Linked DNA regions of Homo sapiens: region 2 is linked to region 1. A link is an interaction called in ENCODE POLR2A ChIA-PET data of the cell type or tissue named here. Cell type or tissue: HepG2. All regions are shown on one strand. Links, peaks and the distances in the headings refer to the core of each region. The heading gives the core; the rest is flanking DNA.

Evidence for each region. Peaks named below come from ENCODE experiments on the same cell type or tissue, not always from the same donor. Only the 100,000 strongest peaks of a DNase experiment are listed, where the experiment ranks them.
Region 2: POLR2A ChIA-PET joins it to region 1 with 7 read pairs; 2 of 35 experiments call an interaction of 5 or more read pairs at or near these places.

The regions. Positions count from the first base shown.
Region 1 is chr13:112,891,338-112,894,222 of GRCh38, forward strand. No RefSeq gene overlaps it. Among named protein-coding and RNA genes, the nearest start is that of MCF2L-AS1, 76 kb to the right of the region's middle. RefSeq lists an enhancer at 440-1,189. In HepG2, for the core only: a CTCF peak has its summit at 2,692 (motif pointing left); DNase peaks (open chromatin) are centred at 1,764 and 2,404; H3K4me3 peaks cover 1,406 bases; H3K27me3 peaks cover 625 bases.
Region 2 is chr13:112,983,648-112,986,552 of GRCh38, forward strand. The region is part of intron 1 of MCF2L (MCF.2 cell line derived transforming sequence like); the gene reads left to right. Among named protein-coding and RNA genes, the nearest start is that of MCF2L, 16 kb to the left of the region's middle. RefSeq lists an enhancer at 1,882-2,879. In HepG2, for the core only: no CTCF peak of the experiment used is centred there; a DNase peak (open chromatin) is centred at 1,624; H3K4me3 peaks cover 1,494 bases.

The DNA of each region.
Region 1 (2,885 bases), core at 386-2,885:
TTCCAACACTAAGTCGAGACGTTGGAACAATTTGGAAGCAGATGAACCTTCCTAAACTGCTTATGGGACACAGTGACCACACGGAGATGCCCTGGAAGGATTCCAGCCTTTGGGGTCACAGGCACGGGCACCACAGCTTCCCGGGTGCCTGCTACCTGAGCTCGCTGTAAGTGCCGCACGGCTTACGTGGAATCCACAGAGGCAGCCCGTACTCCCCCCTCCATGTGCAGCGCCCAGACACGTGTGCCGAGGCTGCAGGTGTGCTACAGTGCGGCGGCCAACCGGCTTTCCCCTGCAGCCTCAGCTCCTGCGGGATCTGCTCACTGGTAGGCAGTGACGCCCTGGCGGGAGTTGTCCCTGAGGTCTCTGCTCCTCCTGCTGTGCTCGCAGGGGAACCTGTTTGTGACGTAGTCTCCTTGTGCCCCACTGGGCTTCTGAGGCTGTGAAAGCTGGTGGAGCACAAAGGGCTTGCCCGGCCCTAACAAGCCTGGCCCCAGCAGGGCACCGCGGGCAGCCTCTGATGCGCGGCTCTGGGCCTTTGTCCTCGGCTGAATTAATTTCCTCTTGAATTGCCTCAACTTTAGAATGAGCCCTAGCCTTTTCTGAAGCACACACATCTTGGGGTTTTGTCCTCTGTATTTTCGCTGCATTGGCTGCCAATGCGGAAAGCTTTCATGGAGAAGACGTTCTGGCTTCTTGTCTGTCTGTCCCCTGAGGGCTGCGGGCCAGCTCCATGCCCGTCCACGGTGTGCAGGTGGAGGCATCTTTCAGGGTATCAGGTGGGAATCCGTGCTTCCTGGCAAAGTCTGTTCCAGTGTGGTGCCCACTGTCCATGCGCCTGTGGGTGTGAGCCTGCACCCTGCACGAATGTGTGGAGCGGGGTCGTGGCTGGCTGGGGTCACTGCCTGTCCCCTCCTTTTCCGCAGCCACGGTGCCATCTGCTTGCACGTCCTGCAGGAGATCCTCAGGGCGGGTTCCCACGGGCAGCCTCCCTTTGGACTTTTATTGCTCGATTAAATGATATTTAATTCAGCCTGTCTGACAGTCTGACAGAATGTGCTATGTTACCAGAGGGTCTTATGCCAACATGAGAAAGGGGGCGTTGGTCTCCAAAAAGACAAACAAACAAAAAACAGGTAAGAAACACCATGTGGGCCCACTCTGACCTTTTTAACTGAGGCACCTTTGAGAAGGAAAGCCTGTTCCACTCCGATTCTCAAAGCTCCTGAACGCATTGCTAGTGACAATCCTGTCTCCGTGGCTAATTATGTGAAGAAACGTTACTGGGTTGAGGGAGTTCCCTTGGGTTTAATTTCCTGTCCCTCTCAAATCATCCCTCCTCCTTCCCTGAGCCCAGCCTCCCCCTTTCCTGCCCATGCTGGCAGGTTCTGGCCCTTCCTGGACCCCTCTCCTGTCCCCTGCACAGGTCTCTGCAGGGTTTCTGCACGCTGGGGAGGGCAGGTTCCCCAGTGGAGCCACTCCCTGCGGGTCTGAGTGGGGCCCGGGGTCTCTGCACGGTCACCGATGCTGCTGCTGCTCCAGGGAGCGGGCTTGCAGGAGCAAGGATCCAGTCCCTGAACGCACGTGCTCCCCCCGGGAGAAATTCTGCAGCCAGGCTTGGTCCACGCACCGTCCTCCCGGCCCACACACCCTCCTCCCGGACCTCAGTCTGTCTCTGTGTATCACATGCCTGTTCCCAGTGTTCTGACCTCAGGTGGGCACGGCGCGGTGGACTGCACTTCCCGCTGCTTGCTTGGTTAATGTTTACCTCCCTCCTGCCAGAGCTTTGTTTTCATTTCATTCAAACAGGCTTCCTCTTTTTACCCACTAAATGGAGACATTTTAAAGCTCCAACTGCAAGTGCTAAAGTCTATAGCTGGGTCCACATCTTCCATGATTTCACCTTTTTATGCCACTTTACTTTGTTTTTAAGTTATCAATAAGTTTCCACTGAATCTTGGAGACACAAGAATTAAATGGTGGGGTCTTTTATAGTTTTTTTGTTTTGTTTTGTTTGTTTTGCAAACAACTTCTGCTGCACTGTTAGGTACCAAAGTGAGGCCGCGCTGACAGGGGCCAGCGTCCTGTACCGCGACCCACAGACCAGCGGCTCCTTACCCACTCCAGTACTGAGGAGTGAGGTGGGTTCTTGTCCCTTTTTACCCTAGGACCTAAACATGGGAAACCCTAGCCCTTCTGATACGTAACAGGGGCAGCCCTGATTTCTGCTGCTAACCTAGTTAACTGGTAATCTGTCTGCTCTTTGGCATGCTGGGAGCTCTGTGTGCACTAACCCGTGGACCCCAGGACGCTCTGGGACGGCTGCACAGATGAGAACACAGGCCAGAAGGGTTTGTTAGTGACTTCTCTGATGTCACAGGCTGGTCAGCTCAGCTGGGCCACATTCCAGCGGCCCCAGCCCTGTCCCACGTGCCCCAGCTTTCTCCTGGGAAGCTGCAGGGAAGGGTCCAGCTAGGGCGATCCCAGCTAGGGCGATCCCAGCTGGGTCCCTGTGGGGCTTCAGAGTGGACACAACTTCCCTGCCAGCTGGCTCGGATCCAGGGGGGCAGGTGGGACCCCGTTTTACATGTGAGCCCAAGGAAGTGAGGCCTGGGCCCCAGAAGACCTCCGACCCGTCCCCTTGTCCAGCCCTCTCCCCTCTGGAAGGGGCCGAGGGTGACCCCAGGTGGCAGGAACTGCACCCATTAGGCACGACCCCGCCCCGCTGCCCGCCCCGGTCACACCTCCCCCTGTCGCCCCCTCCCCCGCCTCGGGCACGGCGGGGAGGAGGGGGAAGAGGGGGATGGGTGAGGAGAGCAATGGGTGGGAGAGGGGGAGAGGGGGAGAGGGGCAGGCTGTTCCCATCGCCCCGCCTCGCCGCCCTT
Region 2 (2,905 bases), core at 137-2,636, 92 kb after region 1:
TGGCTCTGCCCTTGGTCATCAGGATGTGAGGCGGTGACGGACACTTCAGTGCTCTGACGCACTGTGGCCCCGGGGAAGCGTGGTGTCTGCAGCCTCCTGGGCCTTCCCTTCTGCCTGGCTTCCTCCTCCTCCACCCGTCCACCTGTGTGTCTGGGTCAGGCTGGCTTCTGCATCTCTGTGGACAGACCTCTCCCCGTGCTGCAGCTGTTTTCCTTGGGTTGAGCACTGAAAAGAGCCCCTTTGGGTTAGGAGGCAGGTGGACTTCCACTCACATGGAGGAGGAGCCTCCTCTGCCCGGAGGAGACGGTGCTGGGAGAAAATGTAGCTGCAGGTGGAGATTTTCTGATAACCAAGAGTGGATGTTGTCTGTTTACTGAGTGGAGGTTGGGGCCGGTGCCAGGGTTGTCCATCTCCCCTCTGTCCTGCATGGCATGGTGGCAGAGATACCACCATACTTCAGAGGCAGCAGCACCCTCGCCGGGTGCCGGATCTCCCAGGGTCCACCTGTGCTGCCCTGCCCTGGGGTATTTGGAGCTGAGTTCCAATTAAGCCAAGAAAAACAGATTGTTTTACTTAGAATTTAGAAATTCTCCTTTTTTTTTTTTTGAGATGGAGTCTCGCTCTGTCACCCAGGCTGGAGTGCAATGGTGTGATCTTGGCTCACTGCAACCCTGCCTCCTGGGTTCAAGCGATTCTCCTGCCTCAGCCTCCCGAGTAGCTGGAATTACGGGTATGTGCCACCGCACCTGGCTAATTTTTTTGGTATTTTTAGTAGAGATGGAGTTTCGCCATGTTGGCCAGGCTGGTCTCAAACTTCTGACCTTATGTGATCCGCCCGCCTCAGCCTCCCAAAGTGCTGGGATTACAGGCATGAGCCATTGCGCCCGGCCTAGAAATTCTCTTCATAAAACGTGTTTGAGATTGGCACAGGAAGTTTCAAACAGAATCAGGATTCACCATAAGAAGCAGATAAATACATTTGAGGCACCCAGGGTGAGTGATCTCAGCGGAATTCCCCTTTAAGCTTCCTAGTAGCGCGTGCAAAAAGGAAAACGTGTGGATCTAAGACTGTGCACAAACAAAAGCTGTTCTTCTGGGAGGAACCAATCCCTCAGCAATCACACTTGACTCCCTCGAAGGAAAGCTGGAAGGGGAGAGGGCGTCAGGATGCAGGTCCCGGTGTCTCTGTGCAGCTCATCCTCCTTCAGAGGCCGCTCTGCTTCTGTCCATCCCTCCAATTGCCAGTGGTGTCAGCATTTGGGGCCGTGATCAGATGGAGGAAGACTGGCAAGCAGTCACCCCCGACAGGACTCTCTGGCTCAGCCTCCCCAGGAATATGCTGCTCCCCAGGCACAGCGGAAGACCTGCTGCGTTTCATCTTCCGGCTGCCTGTTTAAAGCAAGGGAGGCCATGCCCCCAGCGGGGTCCCTTGTGCCTGGACCCAAGGCAAGAATAGCTCAGGCTTGTTCCTTTTTCCTCAAGTTCCTCTCGGGCGGGCACGGTGTGTCGCCTGGACCTGCATGTAAACATCAGGGCGGAGCAGGAATCGGCCTCCAGGAGGGTAATTGCCTGGCGTACTCTGTCCCAGGTAGTGGGTGAAATGAAAGTAAAAAGCCAGCTGGTCCCTCATGCAGATTTTAGGGGACAAAGTTCAGCATAGAAAGGTCCTGTTACAAGGAGAGGGTTGTGGCGAGCCCAGGGCAGCGCGCGTCCTCCCCGGCAGCTGATCCTCGCCATGGGGGACGGAAAGGCTGTCCGGATTTCCGTGGCGGAAATGAAAAGCTACTACCTGTATTCTGAGTGGTGCTCCTGGCTGCTGTCCGTGGCTGAGGGTGAGTCTCCTCGTCCCCTGTGAGTCCCTCGCAGGTGGTGTGCTCGGAGCAGTCGAGGCGGCCTCTGGGTGAGGCAGCATGGAGGTGCCCTCTGTGGATGCCCCGTGCTCCACAGGGCAGTCTGTGTCCCCTGTGGAATTTGCAGTAGCTCAGGGAGTGGGGATGAGAAGCAAATGAGCTTTTCACCCTAAAGTTATCATCTGATCCTAATTTATGTCACAGTTACCAAAAGCAAATAACCTCCTTTTGTCTGGCAAGCCTGAGCCTCACAAACTGTGCAAACAGCTGGGGGCTCAGCCTGCACCAGGCTGCCCCGCGTCTTGAGAGCTCTGATGTCCCGGGGCCATGGCTGCAGGTGCAGGACAGAGACAAGGCCGTGACCGAACACTTTGCTGGTCCCCTTGACCATGGGACACCCGGTGACGTGCCTGAGGATCGGCCCCGGCACACCGAAGCCCGGTTTATGCAGAGCTTCCCACGGTCAGCCGTGCAGGGAGCTGTGAGCCCCGGCCACTCTTCCTCTTCCCGTCCCGTGGTCAGTGAGCCCCCAGGGCCGTGCGTGGGGCTGAGCAGGTCTCCTGCCTCAGAAGGCATTTCCTTCATTCCACCTCGAAATCCAGAAAATGCCCTGGAACAAGGGCTCGCCCCTTCACTGGCTGAATGCCATCTGTGTGTCTGCCTGGCATGACCTGCGGTCGGGGTCTGATCCTGCCTGTGAAGACACAGTCTCTGTGAGGATGGGGCCGCGGCCGGATGCCATGTGGCGCTTTCCCGGGGCCCAGAGTGCTGAGTCCTTGTCCTCAGAGTTGCAGCTTTGCTGTTTATAAAACTGCATCCACTCTCTTCTGAACTCACCCGTTCTGCAGATGAGGAGAGTCAGGAAGTCACGGAGAGAAATGCGCATCACAGGGTTGTCAGAGCGTCCCACGAACGGTGTGGGAGGACACAGCAGTAGACGTCAGCACCACCACCGCCCCATTCACACCTGGGCTTCCCCCAAACCTCCCACCTCCCCACGGTCCCACTGCCCTCGGAGGACCCACCGCACAGGGGTGTTTAAGACAGTGGCGGTG